3 separate regions of the Homo sapiens genome follow, and all the other regions are linked to region 1. The links are chromatin loops, found by intact Hi-C in ENCODE. Cell type or tissue: mammary epithelial cell. All regions are shown on one strand. Region 1 overlaps KCNQ5 (potassium voltage-gated channel subfamily Q member 5). Region 2 overlaps KCNQ5 (potassium voltage-gated channel subfamily Q member 5). Region 3 overlaps KCNQ5 (potassium voltage-gated channel subfamily Q member 5).

Region 1 (8,000 bases):
GACCATCTTTGGCACAAATTCCAGAGCTACCTGAGAGTGCGATCACCCATCTTAGATTCATCCTCCAAAACGGAGCTGTTAACACCTAAAAGAGAAGTTTGTAAATGACATGGAGGTGCTTGAATAAGTGTAAACTCTATGGCAATCCTGAAGGAGGGGTCACCTTGGGCTGGCACAATGATATTGTACTGTTTTTAAATGTTAGCACAGCAGAAAACAAAGACAAAATTAAAGTGTCACTGTTGAGCTTCTGCTCACTAGTCCAAAAACAAGCTTCCTATTCAGTTATCACTATTCAAAAAAACTACCAACCAAATTTTCCACATTTATGATGTTCGCATATATCTACGACATTTACCTCTCTGCATGCAGCAGACTGAGGTTGTCAAAGATAACTCACCCATAGGTTTAAATATGTACAAAACCACTGAAGTGGGTTGATGACTTAGAGAATCACACATGGAAATTTCTTGCTTCTCTGTGGTCATTGAACATTTGGCAAAAACCACCTTGAAATAAGTCCTGCACTATTACTTAGCCTAGATTCATTATTTAATATCTTATATTTCATACACTTAGGTGTCCTATCTTCCAACTAGCTGTCACATCACCCTGGGTAAAGCTATTACAGAATGTGCTCAATAAATAATTCTTGGATAGAGTAATAAAATGGCCCTGACCTCAAGTAGTTTGTGGGAAGAGATAAAACACCAACAAAAAATGGGAAGAGAGGAGAAATATAAAAAGAGAAATAAAAAATTAAAAACATTGCAATAATCTAAGGAAAGTAAGCTGAAGCTCCCATTTAATATTATGTAAGCTTTCACCTTGTTGTGCTCCATACACAGAATTTATAATCCTGCATAATGAATGCAGAAAGGCTATTGTAATAACAATAGCAACAGTACCATCTTAGAAAGTAACAAAGTTGTCCTTACCCAAGCAAAATATCACAAAGTAAAATGCATTTATAATGAGAGTTCTTCCTTACAGAAGAGTAGATCTGGGTCCAGAGTATTGTTAATTAATGCTTGACCCCATTTCAAAGGAACTAATTAACACCACCCAACTGCAGAGTAATTTACTGCCTTTGGGACCACTGAGTTATTGATGGTGAGTCAGAAAGGCAGAGGAGACAAGCTTCAGCCCAAGCAGGAGCCAACATTTTCACCTTTTAGCCCAGAGCTTGGAATCTCCTAAGTCCTTCTTCATGGTTTTTCTTTGTGTTACAAACTGAGAGAAACCCAAGTGTAGATGAACTCAACACAGCAGCCAACATCCGCCTCTGGGTGCCTGGCACTCTCACCAAAGGACGGAGCCATGACTGTAGAGTGGGTCATACACAGAGAGGCTTTTCTTTCTGCAACATTGATTAAGATGTCGAACACATTTATAGAACCCTTAGTTAACTACATTCCCGGCTTTGGAATGTTCTTGTTAAAAAGGGATTTTGTCTTTCTACACTGAGGCTAGGGTATGTTTAAACAAAATTTGCCTACGATGTCTTGGGCTAAGGAAAAATGTCACATTATTTATGACAGATCCAAAACTTTTCTTTAAAAATACAATGGCCAAGTGCAGTGCCTCATGCCTATAATCCCAGCACTTTGGGAGGCCAAAGAGAGTGGATCACCTGAGGTCAGGAGTTCGAGACCAGCCTGGCCAACATATTGTGAAACCCCCTCTATTTTAAAAATACAAAAATTAGTTGGGCGTGGTGCTGCATGCCTGTAGTCCCAGCTACCTGGGAAGCTGAGGCAGGAGAATCACTTGAACCTGGGAAGCAGAGGTTGCAGTGAGCTGAGATCACACCACTGCACTCCAGCCTGGATGACAGAGCAAGACTCCATCTCAAAAAATAAAAAATAAAATAAAATACAAGCCATTAATCTGAAGAAGAGCTTTTTAAATATAGCTCAACTGAGCAATAGTGAAAATACTGTTTCATCAGTTCTTTTTGGTACATTCAGGTACAAATTACTGTTAGTCTCAACTGAGCCTGCTGTTTTTTCCTCTACTCCAATCATAAAATACTTCTTTAGCATCATTTAATCACTCATTTCTTTTCCTCTGAATTCCCACTAAAACAGTACTAATCTCATATATGTGGTGGTAAATGTGTTTATTGATTTCATTCTATTAAAAAATTAGTTGGAAAAGTCATTTTTAAAATGGGACAAGTTTTTTTCTGTTTTGATATAAATTGTCATTTTCAGAGAACTGAATTTACCTGTGAATCCATCTGTCCAGAATAAGCCAATATTCTCACCTTGAGGTTTTATGTGGTTCTCCCTTCCTCCTTGACCAGATTATCAAATAGTAGTCAGTCATCACATTGATACAAGAAGGCTTTTCCTTCTATCTACCTAAGTTTTATTGCTACAAAAACAGATTATATTATCTGAGGTTTTGAGATTATCTATACATCTTGCTGCCTCTAGTTACTCTGTCTTCTTAATCAACAATGGTTGGCTATATGCCTGCTTGATACTTAAGCTTCCTTAATGGCAATTTTAAAAGCTTTGCTAGAACCCTTTCAGATTTCTGAGTAGACTAAAGTTGCTTTACCAGGTACCTGTGAGACTGTTGTAAAGATGCATGTCTTAAACGTTAAGGCAAAAATGATATTTTTATATTACATTACACTCTTGTGCTGTGAGCCACCGAGTGCTTTTTCTGAACCACTCCTGTGTGGTTGGCTTTTGGGGGAAGGGGGAGTTCTGAAGCTGTGTGTGGCTCTTGGAGAGAACTCTAGAACCCTGGTGGAAGACTGTGTGCTCTTATATTTTTTCTGCATTTATTTTCTGTTATTTCAATTTTCTTTCTTCTGTGTGCAATGAATGATCTGCATGTGTTGTTAAACTAAACTCAATAAGACTAGATTTTGGTTTTTTTCCAACATAGTCAACTTGTGTCCTTATTGGCAAAATGTTCCATTGTTTCAAAAACAATCTTTCCAAAATGGTCTCTCCTTCTGTTCACATTTATTGATAGAGGAAACGGATTTAGTCTTCTAACAACACATCATAGGACTTAAAATAAGAAACGTACTTTTCTTTCGTTTCTTACAAACCAGCAATCTAGAATCTTTTCTTCTGTTTTGTTGAACATATATTCTGACAATTGGTTACCTATATCAACTATAAATGCAGATGTTTCACACAAACCAAGAACTTACGTTTTCAAATTTCAACAATTAATGTCATGAATTTATTGATTTCTGTAGTTATTCTTTGAAGTTCTAAAGTACGTTATTAATCATTTATACTATGTGTTATTGATATTTATTACAGGGGTAGCTATATTCTAAAGTATTTATTCTTACATGCTAACACAGAGACTATCATCATTTGTATGTAATGCCTAGTTCAAATCCAATTTTTCAACCTAGCCGTTAAGATCACTGGATATCTTTCAAGCAGCACAATTAAACAACATAGTACTCTCTGCTTAAATAGTCTGTGTACTTCTATATTAAAAACAATAAAGCCAAATGGCTTTGTTTTTATAAAAGAATCCCTGAGCACTTTCCTATTCGTGAAATGCTTAGTAATGTGCTGCTCTATTTCCCTCACTCCTAGTAAGTTCTGTAGTAATAAGCAGAAGCTCTTCAGAATGTACACCTCACGGAAGCAGAGGTACCCAGCATCCGGGCTATTGACATGAGATTTGAGAATGCCAACTAACCTCAGGTGCATGACCAGGTTACACCGCCACCCCACCTGAGCCCTGTTCAGAGACTCACTCTTTCTAGGGACTTCTTGAATGAGGTTTTCAACCCGCTTGAAATTTTCCTTGTTGCCTGTTGCCTGCTTTGATACTCTCCACCGCTGGGACAAATAGTCGGCGTCCCGCGTAGAACTGGCAGTCAGCCCTTTGGCGCCTCCTTGTGGTTGGACAACTGCTGAGCTGCTGCACGCACTGGATTGTTATGGCTCAGTTGCCATATTGTGCCTGAGGCGAGAATTTGTAGAATGCTTATCCCATGAAGGGCTAAAACCCTAATTAAGTATAACAATAACTACAGCATTCTAAGTCCCAGAGGATTACTGTGGGGTTATGATGATGCCACACAGTTGCCTGGCAGAGAACAGCCGGTAGTAGACTGCATGCTAGGCCATTTGAATAACCTGTACATCTGGTTCCTAGAGATGAGAGAATTCTCTCTTGCAGGGTGACAGTGCAGGCTCTGCTGAGCATGGTCCTCAGCTGTAACTGTGGGACTGTACCCTAAGAGAGATGCTCCGATCAATGACCACAGCAATTTTTTTTTTACTTTCTGCAAAGCAAGACCTCCTTGTTGGTCTCTTGGGGATAATCCTTGGCATTCTTCCTAAAAATACTGTTACATAAATCTTCAAAAATCATATTCGTAGATGTCACCAAAAAAAAGGCAGGAAAATAATGAAGACTTCAGTGTTTCAGTGAAGAGTCTATATTTTTAATCAATTCAATGTGTGTTTTCAGTAACAGTCACCTGATCAGCTTAATAGTCATCTAATCAAGACGCTGTGTTGATTTTCAAAGGGAAACAAAGTAGAAAAATAATAAAGTGAGCTTTTTGTAAGAGGACACAAGAACAGATCTTTGCCTTGGAAAAGAAAATTTTGCCTGGTTAAAAAGTTCTTGATTAGAATCTTATTCTTAACTTTCATATAATTATGTCAAAAGAGAAAGTGAAAACATTACATTTTTTCTAATTTAACATGTAATATGCCGAGTTTATTTTAAAATAATTCTTGGGAATCTTTAAAATAATAGACATTAGCAAATATCCATGTAGTTGAGAAGGACAAAAGGGAAATGTTACTTAGAATTTATTTTTGTCAACTTTAAGTGCTTTAAATGATACTAAGATTTAGAGAATATTATTCACATTTTCCAATTTATTCATAAGGTAATGTCAAAATGGTTCATAGAGGCAATTTTTAAAAATATTTTTATAGGTATGATTTTTAAAATACTTTTATTATAAACAAACTATGGTGGATTGAATGCTAATACTTTCATTTTGGATGTTTTTACTTTTTTAGTAATTGAATTTTTTTAATTTTTCATATTAAGTGTTTTTATGATGGTTTATCCATTTCTTATGTATTTAGTTGACATAGAAAAGAGATATATCTTGAAAGTTGGAGAAAATAATTTGATATTAACTAAAACCAACCTTTTATAGTAATTAGCATCTGTTAGTTCCAGAAAAGGTAATAGATAAAATCAAATATAGTGAGGACCAATTGTAATGATATCTATGTCAACTTGAGCTATTCATTAATCTGAATAAAGGTGCAGAAGTGAGCATATGCTTCCTGAACTAGATCATTGTAAATTTAAATTATGGAACAGATGTGTTGAAACTAAAAAGAGATTTGAAACTTTTACAATTTAAAAAAAAAAAAAGCTTGAGAAAAGTAGATATTTTTGGGCACCATCCCTTTGACAGATTTGTTTAAATAATTGAAGGCTTTGGGATGACATGGAAAACCTAGCCTGAGAATTAAAAGATGCAGGTTTATGATGTTATTGTTGCTCTTGTTTAATGTAATCTATCATTTAATCACACATGTGTCAAGCACAGATAAACTCTTCCACTGTTGGGATTGTTGTAAAGAACTCTTGAACCCACCTGACCTCATCACCAAACTGCCCCGCCTGTTCTTTGCATGTGCCTTCAGCGAGTCATGCTGGACTTAGCTGTGTCTGCATTTCAGAGGGGAGCTGTCAGTTGCATGGTCAACTTGTTTATTGTTTCCAGAACTCCCTGACCACCAGTTCATGATTTGATTTGTTTTCATGTAAACACACATAAAACGTGGTGCCCTTTTAGAATATCGTTTGTTAAGCAACTAGGCATGGAAAAATAAATGTTACTGTTTCTTGTTAGCTACAAAGCACATATCCACTAAACACATTTGCTGTTGGCATGCTGCAGTTGGGGACAGTGGACATTGCGGTAAGTGGACAAAACAAGGCCTCCACTTCGTCTCAAATAAGCCTTATCCATGAGAACGCTGCTTTCATACCCCACAAAGGCTGCGGCTTTACTCTCTCAGAGTAGCTGCTCTGAGAGACTTCCCTCAGACTCATTGCCCAGGATTTCTTCAGGCCCTGCAGAGTCCTGGGCCTCTCACATTGATGACAGTATCACCTTCTAATGAATGGCATAATTTCACTATAAAGGAAACAAGAAAAAAAAACAGAATGGGTACACAAAGCTTCTTACAGTTCATTTGATTCCCACAAGAATCCCTTAGCTGTGTTGCTATGTTTATCTCCAAGTTAGAGATGAGAACCCTAGCCCCCGTGTGTCTGATCCCAACCTGCCCTTCCTAGCACATCATAGCATATCTCTTGATTAGGAAAGTGTGAAGATGCACTTTGGATTTTATGATTGTTGTTAATGCTTCTTTTATCAGCCCACAACAATTTGATCTTAGCCGGCATCAGAGAACTGAATGCCTGAACAAATATAATTTACCAGTAGCTGCCACAGCAAATCAATAACCTGTTTACTAGCAGGAAATTGTGTTAGTGAACATAACATCTCATTCTCTTCATCAGTCATCACATTCATTATCTGTTGGGGCTGTTCTATCTTGTGTGGTTTTCATCTCACAAGAATGAATGTAAGCATAAAAGAAATCTAATGTTAAGTGTTGTGTGTTTAATATTATGTATGTGGTGCTACCAACTGCTATGAGATTGCATGAATTTATGGATAACATAATCTTGCCTGGAATATAAAATGCATGCCAAATGTAGGTATATATGTAACTGTCATCCCTGTTTACCTGTAGAAATGTCTAGAAATTACAAAGAGATATGCTCCCAAACAAAAAATAATTTTTTAAATCTCAAAAGTTGAGGTTAAAGCTAAAATTACCCAACTGTTTTTCAAGTGAATTCCAAAACAGTTCTTAGTTATCTACAGTGTAATTGTGTACAAAATGCTGTATGACCTCAGTCTTTTCTACAATGAATCCAAGAAGGATGTATGTACCTGTAGAATGAGATTGATCTCGAATGCAAATATAGAGATTAGATAAAGCTCAAATTTTAAATAAGGGAAAAATAATTGCTATGCTCCTACGTGCTGAAAACATCTTGTCTATTGAAATATATGACCACATGAGCTTCATCAAATTACTTACCCAAGCAAAGTGGAAGAAATTGCTTGAAATGGAATAATCATGCCTCTGTTCTCCACAGTCAGAAGCTAAGTTTTAAGGAGCGAGTGCGCATGGCTAGCCCCAGGGGCCAGAGTATTAAGAGCCGACAAGCCTCAGTAGGTGACAGGAGGTCCCCAAGCACCGACATCACAGCCGAGGGCAGTCCCACCAAAGTGCAGAAGAGCTGGAGCTTCAACGACCGAACCCGCTTCCGGCCCTCGCTGCGCCTCAAAAGTTCTCAGCCAAAACCAGTGATAGATGGTAAGCCCTGTTTTTCCATAACCATTTTTAATTGGATAGGCTATAGTGAGTGAGATTATGAAGTAATTAATTCTCCATAGTGCCACTTGAAGAAAGAAGAAAACAACCCCAGAGAAAGAATTGTTTGTTTGTTTTATTGGAAGTTTATTCATTGCCTTGGGCAAATGTACAGAACATAAGTTTACTTTTGGAAACCACTTTGGCAGCTAAATTTACATTCCAAAGAAGCTGACAAAATGTTGTTAATTCTTCACTTGTATCTACAAATTTATTTCTCAGACAAGGGCCACATTAAGATCAATGGGACTGTCATTCTGATGTATTTGTGACGTCTGACCAGCAAAGGTCCAAGACCCAGGGACAACCAGGTGCTTGCTCTGTGAATATCTTGAAACACAGTAAGGAGGATGATCATTTCTGGTCAACAATGAAGGTGCTCTTTCCCTCTCTCACACACTCCATCTACCAGCAAATCAGAGACCACTGCTTATCTTCCTTAGAGAGGTTCCTGTTGAAAGTTATTTCGAAGTCTTCCAATGATAAGTAAAATTCAAGTTCTTCTCCCAAGAG
Region 2 (8,000 bases), 380 kb before region 1:
GGTCGTATTTGTTTCCTTTGGATGCCGTATCAAATTACCACAAGCTGAGTGGTTCAAAAGAACAGAAATGTACTCTCTCACAGTACTTGATGCCAGAAGTTTGAAGTCAAGGTGTGTCTGAAGGTCATATTCTTTCTGAAGGCTCCAGGGAAGAAGCCTTCCTTGCCTCTTCCTAACATCTAGTGGTTCCTAGCAATCCTTGACCTGTGTTGGCGTGTAGCCGCCTCACTCCGGTCTCTGCCTCTGTCATCACATGGCTTTTTGCCCTCTGTCTCCCCTGTATCTCTAACTCCAAATTTCTCTCTCCTTATAAGGACATCAGTGGTTGAAATTAGGGTCCACTGTAATCCAGTGTGATCACATCTTAATTATATCCGCAAAGACTCTATTTGCAAAAAAAAAAAAAAAAAAAAAAAAAAAAAAAAAAAAAAAAGGGTCACATTCACAAATACCAGAGTTTAGGACTTCAACATTTCTTTATAGGAGACACAAATCAACTCACAACAATGGCATTATTGAAACTTTTTTGTAATTTTTTAGCATTCTATTCTGTGGGATACTTCCCCTCCCAGCCCAGAAATTTATGCCAGTTACTAATTTCATCAAGATTATTCCCCTTGCTACCGATTGCCACCTTATTTAAAAGTCTGCATTATTGTTGACCTGCCCCAAGACCTGGTTTCTTGATACCCAGTCTTCTCTTTCTCATGATTTTCTCCGTGCAACTTGTTAAACTTTTACTTTCTTTCAGAAAGCACTGGGAGGCAGTTCAGATGTACCAGGGTAGACAGGCTAGTGATCAAGGGTGAGTCAGGGATTTGCTGACAGGTACTAATGGGAGTAGTCATTGAACTAAACCTGAAGCAACAGTGAAACAAAACAAGGTTTGCATCACTTCTAAAGAAGATACTTAGAATTGTTTTCTTCCTCTTGCTTCAACAACTACATTGGATATATTTAGCTGAATGCTTTATTTTGACTCTAAGCAAAATCTCATAGCAACATCTTTTCTTTCAAAGTACCATTAATGTAATTTTGAGTACAGGAATAAGGAAAAAAGTTAGAAAATTTCATTGAGGATAATAAATTGAGACCAAACACTACCAGATAATACATCAAGAACATTAACATTAACAACATCCTTTTATGTTATGCTACATTCTTGTGTTAAACTAATGTATACCATACATTATAGATACTAATGTAGTAGTTGCGGAAAATAATGACGCTCTTTGATTCTATCTAGCAGAACTGCAAACTCTTAATTATAATAACAAAAGATTATGTGTTACACTCTAAGTCTTGCCTAGAATGATACAAGATATGGATTTTGAGTTATTTTAAGGATTATAATCCTTATATTTATGTTCTAGTTCAGGGGTTGATGATAACCTAAGGTCCAGAATTTGGATAGGAAAAAAAATGTATTTGTTTTTCCTAACTCTAACTGATATTTGATATCTCCTTCAATTATTAATGTAAGCCACAAACCTCAGGGGTTATGGCATCAATAGAAATCCTAGATTAATTTTAAATTATATCACAGGTATTGAATATATCTCAAATATAATTTATACTTAGCACTTCTTCAGAATTATGTTAGCTACTTAGACCTGCTGTGATACCTTATTTAATGCATTAATAAAGAATTCTTTTAATATTTTGATAACTATTTCTATATACTCATTTTTCCTTGGAATATTTTTATTTTATGCATTTTAAAACAATTCTGTTGAAAATAGTTCCTCGGGCTTCATGGGACTGCCAAAGTGGCCCATGACACAAAATCGGATAAAAATTTCTCTGCTAGTTTTAGTACCTTCTGTTTCATGATGGCAAATTAAAAGGCAGGTTCAAATGTCAGCATTATATACTACAATTTTCTTTCTTTCTCAGTCAGACAATTCATTAATCATCTGATATTTTTTATAATACTATACCTAACATGGGGATAAATGACTGAAAAAACAGGGTTGTAAAAATAGAAGCATAGCATACATTCCTGTCCTCAATGATATTCAGTCTAGTTAGTTACATAGCATATGAATTGCCATTGTCCATATCATATCTTAAAATAATTCTTATACTGTATTTTTATAATGCTTAAAAAATGTACTCAAAATGCTGTCCTCTGTAAGAACTCATTGAACACCTTCAACAGGGTTGTTAAATTGGTAAAGCAAGATCCTACTAGGTTTATAAATAAAGAAAAGGCTTTCCCTTAAGTAGTGAGAGATGAAGCAAGAAAACACTCAGCTCTCCCAAACTGTAGTTCAGTGGGACTTTCATTTCACATCATTTCCTTAGAAAAATCCTACGTCAGAAAATCTTCAGTCTTTTTCGTTGTATAATCTATACATCTCCGAAAAGTGTAAGATGGCTTGTTAAGAATAAAGTGTGGTTTGGTTGTGTAAGACCAACCAGAAAGGGGAAAGGGAAGAGGAATGATGTTGAGATTGGGAGAGTAGTTGCTGTCTGTGATCTTTTATACAGTTGATGTGTGATAGTTGTTTGTTTGTTTGTTTGTTTTTTTAATTCCAACCTGTTCTTAAATGCAAATACAAAAACTAGAGAAAGAGATGGAATCAAGCTAAGGTTAAACTCAAAAGTGACTTCAGTATCAACTTGTTGGTTGTATGTAGCCTTTCTGTCACAGAACTGTGCCCTGGGTTCTTTTTACTCAAAAAGTATTCCATAAAACAACCGCCTATTGGTGCATTACTTCACAGCCTGTTATGAATGAGAATCTTGAGTCCCACCCCAGACTTAATGAATCAGAATCTGCATGTTAACAAAATTCTCAAGTGATTTGAATATACAGCAAAATTTGAGAACCACAGATGACTTTCAATTCACCCATAATAACTGAGAAAAGACTGTAAATTCCTACACCTTGTTCTTCCATAATTTAAGGAGTTTCTTGCTTTGTTTCTACCTTCATTAAGGGATATGAGGCCCATGCTAAGAAAAATGCGTTTAATAACTACTTTGAGTGAAAAATCTCACTAAATCAGGCAGTTGTTCCTAAAGAGAATTTAAACAGATTTTCATCATAGACAGCATGGTATCTGAGACAAACCTGCCCCTGTTGGTGCTGTACCAGGCAAACTCAGTGAATGTAAGTGGGAAATGTTTTGGGAGAACAAGAAAGCCCAAGTATTGCATTTAGGCAAATCATAAGTGCATAGTGTGCCAGAGAAAACAAATGTTTTTCCTGCACTGGCTCTGACACGTTCACACATGAATGTGTTTCATTCAGAAAAAGTAAAGGCTCTAGAATGGCACAGTCTGGTTTTATGAGAAACAGATGTGCCATGGTTCACCCACTCCCTGACCACCTGTGGTTTGCCCATGACTCAACTTTCTTGAATGAGGGGAGTTAACTCTTGGATTCTGAACAAACTCTAAATTACATATTTATTTTCTTCCTCCTCATACTTCTTTTCACCACTCATTGCCATGATAGAACCTTACAATTCTGAGAAGTTTGAATTCTCAACACCCCAAAACATTTTCATTTAAAGTTGAATCCTTGCTAAAGGTGAATCCTTGCTCTGATATTTAGATTGAGATTCTGTTAAAAGTTCAAATAGAATACCAATTTATCCAGCTAGTTAGAGTGATTTTTGGTTTATATTTTAAAGCCACCTGGTTATGAGGTATCTTTACTTACTGCCTATTTTGTTGGTTGAGGATAGGAATTATTACCAGTCAGAAATATGCTTTTGATGTCATTGGTTAGTCACTTAATTTTCAGCTACCTCTGTTTATTGGAATAATGTGGAAAAATTAAAAAAAAATTTCTCAGACTTTAATTCAGGTAATACCTGCTGTTAAATGTTACTGTGAACTACTTCCTCCAACTGCTCACAAGTAGCCAAAGGGAAGGATTTGAACTTCATTACATTTTATCTCTCCTGCCATGCTCTGCCTTCCACTCTACAGAAAAGGGACAGGGAAATAGTCCAATCATAGGTAGGTGGATGGAAAAATACAAGGCACAAATAGCCCACATAGGGAATAATCATACCTTAAATAGTCACTGACAACATTTAAAAAAATATATTTTTATTTCCATTTATGTAATCAACTTAGGGTTGTTATTGACCTGCCACTGAGGCATTTGGTTTTTCTTTTCATAGGACCTTTTTCATTTATTTCTTCAGAAGCATTATCTAATTAAAAACAAACATTTAAATTAACATGGCCTGTCAAGGAAGTACAAACCAGTCTTGAGTTAAGCTATAATTACAATGACAACAATGTCAAAAAGAAAAAGCAAAAACCTTTTTTAAAACCTGTAATTACTTCATTGTTTATAATTTTTAATTGGAATGCAAGTAACAGGGAATTCAAATTTCATAAAACCGTGGTCTGTATATCTTGTTATCAAAATGCTATCCAAATAACACATGGCAAAATGTAATTTTTTTATGTAAATGGGGAGACTTATGAGACAAAGAAGCAAATAATCTGGCCACAATGTGAGTCTTTGGCAAACCTTGGAAAGGAACTCCCAAGTGCATTTCCTAAAAGAGTACTTTGTGTGTTCAAATGTACTAACTCTATCCAGAGTGAAAGAATGCCTAGGAATGAATAATCTGCACAATCTGATAGAATTAAGTGTTAATTATTTAGAAGTAAAATTTACTAGAAATCAATTTCAGTATCATTTTCAGATTTGGTTTTCAGAAAAGGAAATACCCTGTTTTAATAGGTTTGGAAATGCAGGACTACTTAAAGTTTACTTGGGTAAGATAACCCTTAATAAATTATCAAGGTACTTTTGGATTTATTAATTTTATAAACAATAAAACTAGCTGTTGCTAGATGTCGGTTATAGACTGAGCTGTAGAAAATTAATGATCTTTTAAAAAGACAGTTGATTTTTCACATGGCCACTGTATGATGCTTTTTAAGTTCACTTGATTAAAAAGGTGACAATACTAACATTTCAAAATTTAAGTCATTCTATATGATCAAATATGGTTCTATTTGATACATTAAAATATCTTAATTTGAAGTTAAAAATGCTTTGAATAATTAAATAGATATATAATAAAAATGTTGAATTCATGTGTCATGCATACTGATTTTGTACCTCATAAGCAAAGCTACAATGGTACTAACAGGGTGTAATTTGTTCAAAATAAATTTTTATACCAGATGATAGTGACCTTAAAAAGGATTTTTATTGCTCAAGCCTTCCACTTCCATTCCTTTGACATACTTAATGAGTTTCATCAATTTATGTCATTAAAAAAGATACATCTTCTGAATATGCCAGTTGACCAAATCTATTATTTTGGATGTTTGCTCAGATAGAGCTGGTACTGGGATGAAAAAAAAATGGCTAAGATATGGTTCCTACCATTAAGAAGCCTATGATTTGGCTAAAGAGAAAAATCTATCCAAAACTAGGTTTAATACAAGAAGGGTTATCCAGAGTGCTGGTAGGGAGGGAGACACATAGGAGAGTAAGAAGTAGCATTTGAATTGGATTTTAGGGGATAGGCAATTTTTTTATTGAAATACTGAAAGGCAATTTCAGGAAAAGGGTACAGTGTGAGCCAAGGCATGGACTCAAGAAAGTACAGGATGAATTTAGGTAATGAATCATCTGTGTGATTTGGACTCAAAATGAAAAAAAAAAAATATAAGAAAATAAGAGATGAAAACATAAGTCGAAGCCAGATTTGAGAAAGCTTAAATGATGTACTACAGCACTGAGATGAGTCTTTAGATCACGAGGGACCAAGAAAAAAACATAATTTTTTGTCATTAGGTAAAACTCATGTTCATTATTAAAAAGGAGAAATGTAAAGTAAATATACACATTTACAATACAAAAATCATCAAATACTTTGAACCACTTGAAACTGCCATTTTCAAAAGTCAACAGCAGTCAAATATCATCACTTTAATATAGCTCATCTTAATAATTGATTCTGGAATCAGAAATGTGCATTTTACCATTGACTTTTTTTATGAAAATAAATTATTAAAAAGCAGCATAATTAGGATTAATATAGGCATCACTCTTATTTAGTACAAAAAGCAATGTATCAATTCTATAATTTTGACCACCTACTGTGTTCTGAGCATACTGTAAGGCGCATTACCTACCTTTATTCATTCATTATTACTCGAATCACTTTAATGATAAATGATGGTCAGAAAATATTTATATAGATTTTCCCAAATCATCTGTAAGTAAGTGATTTTTAAAGATAGGAAAGTGATGCTCAAGATATTTATATAAATTTCACCAAGTAGTTAGCAAGTAAATGGTGGTGATAGGATTCAAATGTACATCTTTTGCCTTTTGTTTGTTTGGGGTTTGGATTTGGTTTTTGCTATACTACCATACATTGCTTCACGTTGGGGGTAAGCTATCTCCATAGCATGACCCAGCAATCCCCCAGTGAAAAGTCAAACATTTGTTGAGCATCTGTCTTGAAGGAGACCCCAAATCAGGTGCTGGGTGTAAGGGCGGACAGCATGAAAGACGTTGTCCTTTTTCATATGGAGCTTATATTTGAGTTGGGAGACAGGTGCAAAACGTTAGTTACAAACTAATTTCTTCACTAAAGTCATGCTATGTGCAAGGAGATAAAGTACAGATGAGTTGATGTTGTATAAGAGGAGGAAGTTAATCTCCAAAGCAGGAAAAACAACCTCAGACATTTAAGCTAATACCTGAAGGTAAGTAGAAATTAATGAGTTAATGGAAATGAGAGAAGTTTAGGCAAAGAAAACAGCCTAGGTACAGATTTCTGCTTTCTTTAGGTAACAACTATATCTCAAGGTAAACAAGCTTGGAATGAAAAGCAGGGTCCTAAAGAACATAGTTTCACTCTGGCTCTGCCCCACCCATTGATATGAGCAATCAATCATCTTCAATTATTTCTGTGAGTCTCCAAGTTGTATTCATACATGTTCACAACCACAGTCCATTAAACAATTTGGATCTTCACAGTCTCCTGAATTGCCTAAATTCCAAAGTGTGTACAGTTTAGGCTAACAAACGAGAACAGCCAATCCATGTAAAATAGGGGACTAGACTAAGTTATTTTGAAGCTGTATTTCTGTCCTAATAACCTATCATATTGTGTTTCTGATTTTCTACAAGTATTAATACTATAAAATTAAATGTTTGGTTTTATTAGAAACAGGGCATAGTGGATATGTACAGTAACAAAGGACAGGAAGTGAAGAATGAATTGATCGAGGTTCTTCTAGATAGACTCTAAAAGAATACTTCCAAGAGACAGGAAATATTGTATACCCATTGTCAATGTTTGAATATTATTAATGAATTAATAATTAAAATGTAAGGCAAGTTTTTACTTGCTAAGAAGACCTGTGCATTCATGTAACAAACACCATGATGAAGCTATAGAATGCTTCCATAACCCCCAAAATTTCTCCATTTCTCTTCCCTTGGTACTAGTTTCTGACAGTCACTGATCTGATTTCTGGCTCTATAGTTTGGCCTTTTCCAGAATGTCACATAACAGGAATCATACAGTATGTAGCTTTTTATGATTGGCTTTTTTTCACTTGGCATAATGCTTTTAAGATGAATCCATTTTGTTATGTGTATCATTCCCTTATTTCTTATATTTTTGAGTTGGATCCCATTTTACAGGTATACCATAAAAGGATAATTTGTTTATTCTTTCATTAATTGTTGGATATTTGGTTTGGTGATTATGAATGAAATTTCTATAAACAGTCTCAGATAGGTCTTTGTGTAGGGACTTTACTTGGATAAATATATAGGAGAAGGAGTCCTTGATTGTATAGTAAGTGTATATTCAACTTTATAAGAAAATGCCAAATGTTTTCCAAAGTTGCTGTACCATTTTACATTCTCTTCAGTAATGCGTGAGTTTCAGTTCAACATCTAAACCAACACTTGCTGGTGATTGTTTATAAATTTTAGCCATTCTACTTGGCATCTAATAGTATCTTATAGTTTTAATCTAATTTGCATT
Region 3 (8,000 bases), 340 kb before region 1:
CTTTCCTTTGGAGAGAGCATGATCAAGATGTGAAGGAGCTGCATGTGTTACTGACTGTGCTTCCAAACCACCACTGCTGTTCAGGGCATTGCATTTCTCCTATATGTAAAACCTTCCCTAGATTCCAAACTTGATGAGTCAAGACCTGATAGAGAGAAGAGAAGAGAAGAGAGAGAGCAGAGAGAACCAGATAAGTGGATGAAAGATGTAAGAGAAGCACAGTCATTGGGAGATTTCTGCTGTGGAGGGGAGAAGACTTTTATTATAATAATATTATAAACAATAGTTACTCTATGAGGTAATGTATTCACTGCAGGTAATAGAAAATTAGACTAACATTGGCTTAATGAGGTCAGGATTTATTTTCCCCACACAATATAAAATCTAAAGGAAGTCAGGCCTCCACAGGGTCTTGCAGGACTGGGGCTCTGTCTGGCCTACTTTTCTCAATGTGTCATCCTCATGTTCGTCCTCTCATGGTCACAAGATGATTGCTGCACCTCCAACCTGCATTCCAGTCAAGTGGCAAAGTGACCAAGAGGCTACTAGCAAGGCTTTTCCTTTTTATGGGAAAAGATCTTCTTCGAGGAATTCCTACCCATATCCCTTTGGCCAGAACTGAGTCATGTGGTAATCCTTATGTGCAGGAGAGACTCAGAGCTTGGGAATTCACTATTCTAGCCTCCGTGGTAGAGATTACCCCAGAAGAGAGAAAGTGATGGTAATGGATTCTGGATTAACCATTATGAGTCAAGCCCAAATTATCACATAATCAAAGGAAAATAATACATCTAAGCACCAAACTACAAAAAGCTAAACAGCAGTTTAAAAATGATCAAAGATTATGCAGCCAGAGGCAGCAACATCAGCCAATAAAGGTAACACCAACCAAAAGCGATTGACCAACACTAAAGTGCTTTAGACTTGCTTGGCTTTCATTTAGCATCTCATGAAGTATTTCTTCTCTTATATCGTTGAAGACAAACAGAAAAAAAATATTTTAGAATTAACACAGAGTATTTTTTCTCCTGGGATGTTAGAGGAACACATGCCTGCCTGAGTCTCCCTGGCACTGTGACTATGCTCCTTTGGTCTGGGGCAAAGCTTCTAGTAGCAAAGGTTGAAGACACCATGGAGCTGGGATTGTAACTGGAAAACATGACAAGGATAGGGAGTTAGTCAAGAACAGGAGCAGGGGTCAGGCACAGTGGCTCATACCTGTAATCCCAGCACTTTGGGAGGCCGAGGCGGGTGGATCGCCTGAGGTCAGGAGTTTGAGACCAGCCTGTCCAACATAGTGATACCCCATCTCTACTAAAAATGCAAAAAATTAGCTGGACATGATGGTGGGCGCCTGTAATCCCAGATACTCGGGAGGCTGAGTCAGGAGAATCCCTTAAACCTGGGAGGTGGAGGTTGCAGTGAGCCAAGATCGCACCATTGCACTCCAGCCTGGGCAACAAGAGCAAAACTCCATCTCAAAAAAAAAAAACAAAAACAAACAAACACAAAACAAAACAAACAAACAGAAAAGAACAGTAGCAGGCAGAATTTGTGTATTTTTCTCATTTTTCCTTCCTCTCTGGCACCTGATTAACATTTAGCCTTCAAGTTGAAGCTAAATCATCACCGCTTGCTTGGAGTCTATTGTACCTCCTGGGTGCACACATCACAGAGTTACATCCATTCCCGCAATAAACAATTACTTAGAAGCCACCATGTTCCAAATTCTGCCATAAACCCTGGGTTTAGGACAGTTCAACCTCTGCTGTCTAGAGTAGCACTACCCAAGAGACATATAATAGGAGCCCCATAGGTAATTTAAAGTTTTCTGTTATTTACATTTAAAAATAAACAGGTAAAATTAATTTTAATAATAGATTTGATTTAAACCAGTATATGCAAAATATTACTATTTTGACACAATTGTTATGACATATAAAAATTATTAGTGAGATATGTTATACTCTTTTTTTCATACTGCCTCCAAAATCCAGTGTGTATTTTAACATAGCACACCTCAATTTGAACCAACCACATTTCAAGTAGTCAGTAGCCACATGGGTGAGTGGCTGCTATGTCAGACGATGTTGCTCTAGAGCTTACAGACTATAAATAATGATTTATTATAAAACGTGCTTAAATTCTTTGTAGATTCTGGATGTTAGCCCTTTGTCAGAAGGATAGATTGCAAAAATTTGTAACAAAACTTCATGTTCTACACATGCACCCCAGAACTTAAAGTAAAATAAATAAGTAAATAAATAAATAAATAAACATGCTAACTATGCCTAATAAATGTCTAATTTATGCAGCTCACATCATTTGGGAATGGGGAAGCAGTCTCATTGAGGAAAGGTAGTGGCTTCTCTAGTCAGTTCTCCATATGAAGTCATTTGTCTCAGTGATTTCTCCATTACCCAGAGTCTAGATCTCAGCCACACGGGTTTAGAAAAACTTGATTTATTCAAAGTCCTAAAGTTTATTTACTTCGCAATACTGGCCTCTCACAACAGAAATCTGAGAGACCGGTGTATTAGAAATGAGAATCCTGGGCCGGGCGCGGTGGCTCACGCCTGTAATCCCTGCACTTTGGGAGGCAGAGGCGGGCGGATCACGAGGTCAGGAGATTGAGACCATCCTGGCTAACACAGTGAAACCCCATCTCTACTAAAAATACAAAAAATTAGCCGGGCGTGGTGGCGGGCACCTGTAGTCCCAGCTACTCGGGAGGCTGAGGCAGGAGAATGGCCTGAACCCAGGAGGCGAGCTTGCAGTGAGCCGAGATTGTGCCACTGTACTCCAGCCTGGGCGACACAGCAAGACTCTGTCTCAAAAAAAAAAAAAAAAAAAAAAAAAGAAATGAGAATCCTGGTTCATTTGTGATGAAACATGTCTGTGCATTTGTATTATCTCCACAGACCAGGGTTTGGCTACCCTGACCTGTGAGACAAATGCAGCCCCCCACCTGTTTTTGTACAGCCACAAATTCACAGTGGTTTTTGCATTTTTACATTTAAAATGAAAGAAGTCAAAAGAAGAATAAAATTTTTTGATGAAAATTGTACAAAATTCAAATGTCATTGTCTATAAATAAAGTTTTACTGGAACACAGCCATACTCATTCATTTAAGTATTATCTATAACTGCTTTTGTGCTGCAATAGCAAAGTTGAATAGTTACAACAGAGACCATATGGCCCACAAAGCCTAAAATATTTACTATCTTGCCCATTACAGAAAATGTTTGCCAAACCCATGTTATGTATGTGAATCACTTGAGGAGCTTTAGAGATGTACAACTATTCAGCACTACTCTCAAGTAATTCAGATTTAATTAGTCTCTGGTGAGGCCTAAGTATCAGTATTTAAAAAAAAAAAAAATTGAATGCTGTAGCCAATCTATGTAGGAAGCCAAAGTAACCAGAAGGTTGTGTGGAAATCATGGATGCAGAACAAAGAGAATCAAGAAAGTAACTTGAGTACCCGTCCTCCCAGTCCATGCCTGTCAGCATACAGGCCACTTGAGTCAGCATGCCAAGGCACATTCTTCTGAGTCAGCACTCATCCCTGTTCCTATTCACCTCTGTGACCTTGATGTTCCTACATTTCCAAACTTAATCAGCTCCTCTATTGATTGGCACATTCTTCCTGTGCATTCACCAGTTAATCCTGCCTTATCAGCCTGAGGGCCAATCTGTCTCTCTAACATGATTTTGTTTATGTCTGTTCTGAGTCACTATGTGCTGCTTTAATAGGTTTCTTAAGACCAATCTGATTTTTCTGTTTTGTTGTTTTCCAAAATGTTTCCTGGTTGCCTCAGTGCCCGTGCCTTAGACAACTTACATTCCAATTGCTGCTTTTCTTGGGTATCTGCATTTCCAGCCTGACATCAACTAGTCACTTAAGTGTTTGGTGGATGGGCTCATTGGTAGCTGAATAAGTGAACGGATGAATGAGTGGGGAAGAAAAGTGGGGAAAAAAATACAGGAGGAATTTTGTAGACTATGTATTGTGAGTATAGTGAATTTTAATGCTCTAGAGCTTACAGACTATAAATAATGATTTATTATAAAATGTGCTAACAAACCAGAATGTCCAGATTCAAATCCTGACTCTGCTACTTTCCCTGGAAAGCCCCATGGGAAGATCCCTTTGCCTGTATTAACAAGACTTTGGATATCTGTAAGATGGGAAGAGTTACACATACTTCACAGAATAGTATGCGGATGACTTATCAAATACAGTAGCACCTACTCCAATGCCTGACTCATAACAGCTTCTAAATAGAAAGTTTCATTCTTCTTCCTTCTGTTTAGCTAAGGCATCCTTTCACACTTAAAAGGGCCTGAATTGTTTATAGTTAAAAATAGTTTGCTGTCTTATTTATTATACTATACAGCAGATAGCAGTATTATTAAAGAGAACTTGGTAAAAATATTTTATTGTTTGAACAAATAGTTTATAACAATTTTTCAAATAATTCTGGATTCTATAATTCTATATTAACCTTATAGTTTGATGCCATGGTACTAATAATGGAATTTTTACAATAACAGTATCATATACCTATTCATTTGTAGTCCATGTCTTTTTTTGTATAAGATGAAATTTTATTTTTTCTTCAAAGGCTTTTTAAGTTTTAAGGTAGGATATTACTTAATTTGAACCCATGTCTTATATTTTATATCCTTAGGAAAAACATAGGCCATCCTAAAAACCTTGTCCTTTCTTATTTGTTGGTTTCTCAATAGCTGTAGGTATTGAAGGATTAAAAGTTTTCGACCCTAGCTTCACATTAGAAATCCCAGAGGAGATACTTTTAACCTTTAAATACCAATGCCAAGCCCCAGTCCAAACCATACTTTCTGATGGTGGAGCCAAAGGCATTATCTGTTTTCAGTCTTCCAGATGATACCAATGTGTAGCCAAAGTTGGGAGCTACTAATCTAAACCCACCCTCCATGGTTTTTGTTCATGTGTATGTGTGTGTGTGTGTGTGTGTGTTGAGACAGTCTTGCTCTGTCGCCTAGGATGGAGGGCAGTGGCATAAACTTGGCTCACTGCAACCTCCGCCTCTAGGTTCAAGGGATTCTTGTGCCTCAGCCTCCTGAGTAGCTGAGATCACAGGAGCCCGCCACCACACCTGGCTAATCCACCCTCTATGTTTAACATATGAGATGAAATGAAGTACAGAGGTGAAACGATTGGCTCAAAGCCCTTCAGCTTAACTGAAACTGAAACTCAGGTGTTTTACCTCAGACCAGTGTTTCAGGCTAATCCTAAACCAAGAATTTTAGGACATACAGTTTTCTTGATACATACAAAAACTTCACTGTAAGGAATATTTTTCAGTTAATTTAAATATAACTTATATAGAGAAAGGAAATATAACTTGTTATAGAAAGAGTATCAGTGATAGAAGAATTAAGTATACTTCATGTGTTAGATGTGGTGACTTATTCATCATTAGGTATGTTTTGTGAGGTAGACATTATCATTTATAAATTTCATATATTTTAAATGAGGAAACTGATACACAAAGAGATCAATAGACTTGTATTAGGTCACACAGCTGGTGAGTGGCAAAGTCAGGAAAGGAACTCAAAACATAGGACACTTAGTCCCACCTTTCTTTTCCCTTCCTAAAAATAGAACCCTATATTTGTAAAATATAATTTTTGTTTTGTTTTCCTTTTGGAGGCCGAGTGGAAAGGACCTCTTGGATAGGAGTGGTGAACAAAATGCACTTACGTTTCACAAAGGACCATTTTATAATTAACTTGGATGGGGCCCAGTGCGAGAGAACAGAAGAATAGTATTGAGATGAGGGGATCCTGCAGCGTCCAAATAGAATTAGAACTAGACGCCACTTGTCAAGATAAATGTTTGACAAAACGGGCATGTCTCTCCAGAATTCATTAAAATGTTGTTTTAAATATTAACAATTTCTTAAAGCAATGCTGTTGATGCTTAAGAAGTTATACTAACAAGTTTTTCTTTATTCTTCCTTGGTCCAGCTCTTTTGTGCTCTATAGAATGACTGTAATCACAAAATAAGCTCCCAAAGTAGTGAAAGTTCCTCAATATAAATGATAAGGCCACTAAAGCCCAGAGAAGCCATATCCAACATCACTTGAGCTAGAATGCAATGAAGATGAATTTAGTAGCTAATTCAATTTGACATCAAGTTGAGCTACAGATTAAATATAGAAAAATAGCCAGGCACAGAAAGACAAACTTCGCATGTTCTCACTTATTTGTAGGGACTAAAAAGTAAAACAATTGTACTCATGGAGATAGAGAATAAAAGGATAGTTACCAGAGGCTGGAAAGGGTAGTGATGGGTGCGGTTCTTCACAGAGAAGTGGGGATGGTTAATGGGTACAAAAAAATCACTAGAAATAATGAATAAGACCTAGTGTTTGTTAGTGCAACAGGGTGACTATGGTAAAAAATAATTTTATTGTACATTTAAAAATAACTAAAATAACATGATCAGATTGTTTGTAACACAAAGAATAAATGCTTAAGGGGATGGATATCCCCTAAATAAATAAATGTAGGAAAAACTTGGATAAATGTTTCTATTAGGGAAAAATAAAGTCATTTAGAACATTAAGGACATTAAAAGAATAAAGTACACGGTATTAAACTTGAAGATAAAAAAACAGAGTTTTTAGGTCCAAAGAATTATATTCAGTGTTTGTTTATTCAACAAAGGGTTTTTGTTTGTTTGTTGTTTTGTTTTGTTTTGTTTGTTTTTAGTATGTGCCAGAAATGGTCCTGGGTCTGGAGGTAACAATGGCACACATGGGGGGAAATCATCAATAAACAGTCAATAAGTCAATAAACAAGATCATCGCATCTTTGTAAGTGCTCTGAAGAAAATAAACAGGATGTGGTCTTGGAAAGTGGATGAGAATGGCTTCTTCCGTAGAGAAGCTGCGAGGCCTCTCGGGAGAAGCAGCATTTGAGGTAAGATCTGAAAGCTGAGAAAGAGCCAGCCACAGGAGGAGCTAAATGCCTGAGACAGCAGCTATGCATATGAGAGCAATAGAAAAGAGGCCAAAGTGTGCTGTAATGTATGTCCATGTACTCACACATGCATATCCACACGTGTGTGCATGTGCGCACTGAATGATGACAAAATGTGAACATCAGCTAGACTAGTATCCAGAAATCAGGATAGGTAAATTCCCTTGACATCATATTTTGAAGTGTTCTAACTCCCTTTTCTCCTACCCAATGCCCTCCCCCTCACCCCAAGCACACACATGGAACTTGGGAAAACATTAAAAATATTGACTTCCAGAAAGGTACATTACATCTTTATCTCTAGTTCAGGATGTCATATCAAATGACTCCTGCCTATGCCTGGTTGGTGGATTACTTTTGTAAATTCAACTATTTGGAAACCACTAGTTTTCAAAAGACTAATGTGCAGCAAAAGAAAATGTCTAAGCCTGTTTTGTGCTGCTGTCACAGAATACTTGAGACTGGGTGACGTATAGAGAACAGAAATTTATTGTTTCACAGTTGTGAAAGCTGTGAAGCCCAAGATTGAAGGACCATGTCTAGTGAGGGCTTTCTTTCTCTGTCATAATATGTTGGAAGGCATCACGTACCAAGAGAGCCCGCAGGAGAGATGGAAGGGGCCAAACTCATCCTTCATAAGGATGCCACTTCTCTGATAACAGCATTAATCCATGTGAGGGCAGAGCCCCTATGACTTAATCAACTCCTAAGGTGCTGCTGTCAACACTATTGCATTGGAGATTAAGTTTTCAACACATGAACTTTGGGGGACACAATCAAGCCATAGCAGCCAGCCACTATATTTTCATGGAAAGAAAACATATTGAGACTCCCACAAAGTAAACTTCTTTGGATGCCATGAGTGTAAAATCTTGATTTGAGCTTCATTTCATAGCCATGGTGGCAAATCAAATTGTTAAATATATTTGTGAGTCTATAATTATGGAGAAAGTCATTGTCTCA

What was found. Peaks named below come from ENCODE experiments on the same cell type or tissue, not always from the same donor. Only the 100,000 strongest peaks of a DNase experiment are listed, where the experiment ranks them.
Region 2: it touches region 1 in a loop (5-fold over the local background); 2 of 110 quality-filtered maps call a loop at or near these places.
Region 3: a loop joins it to region 1, with 11 times the contacts of the local background. A loop is called at or near these places in 2 of 110 quality-filtered maps.

The regions. Positions count from the first base shown.
Region 1 is chr6:73,126,212-73,134,211 of GRCh38, forward strand. It overlaps KCNQ5 (potassium voltage-gated channel subfamily Q member 5), which reads left to right. Exons shown (of 14, transcript NM_019842.4): 10 at 7,210-7,430. Among named protein-coding and RNA genes, the nearest start is that of KCNQ5-AS1, 13 kb to the right of the region's middle. In mammary epithelial cell, a CTCF peak has its summit at 3,886 (motif pointing left); DNase peaks (open chromatin) are centred at 3,980 and 5,660.
Region 2 is chr6:72,745,672-72,753,671 of GRCh38, forward strand. The region is part of intron 1 of KCNQ5 (potassium voltage-gated channel subfamily Q member 5); the gene reads left to right. Among named protein-coding and RNA genes, the nearest start is that of KCNQ5-IT1, 120 kb to the left of the region's middle. In mammary epithelial cell, no CTCF peak of the experiment used is centred here; DNase peaks (open chromatin) are centred at 810 and 3,280; H3K27ac peaks cover 1,621 bases.
Region 3 is chr6:72,784,171-72,792,170 of GRCh38, forward strand. All of the region lies in intron 1 of KCNQ5 (potassium voltage-gated channel subfamily Q member 5), which reads left to right. Among named protein-coding and RNA genes, the nearest start is that of KCNQ5-IT1, 160 kb to the left of the region's middle. In mammary epithelial cell, no CTCF peak of the experiment used is centred here; DNase peaks (open chromatin) are centred at 3,571 and 4,191; H3K27ac peaks cover 3,420 bases.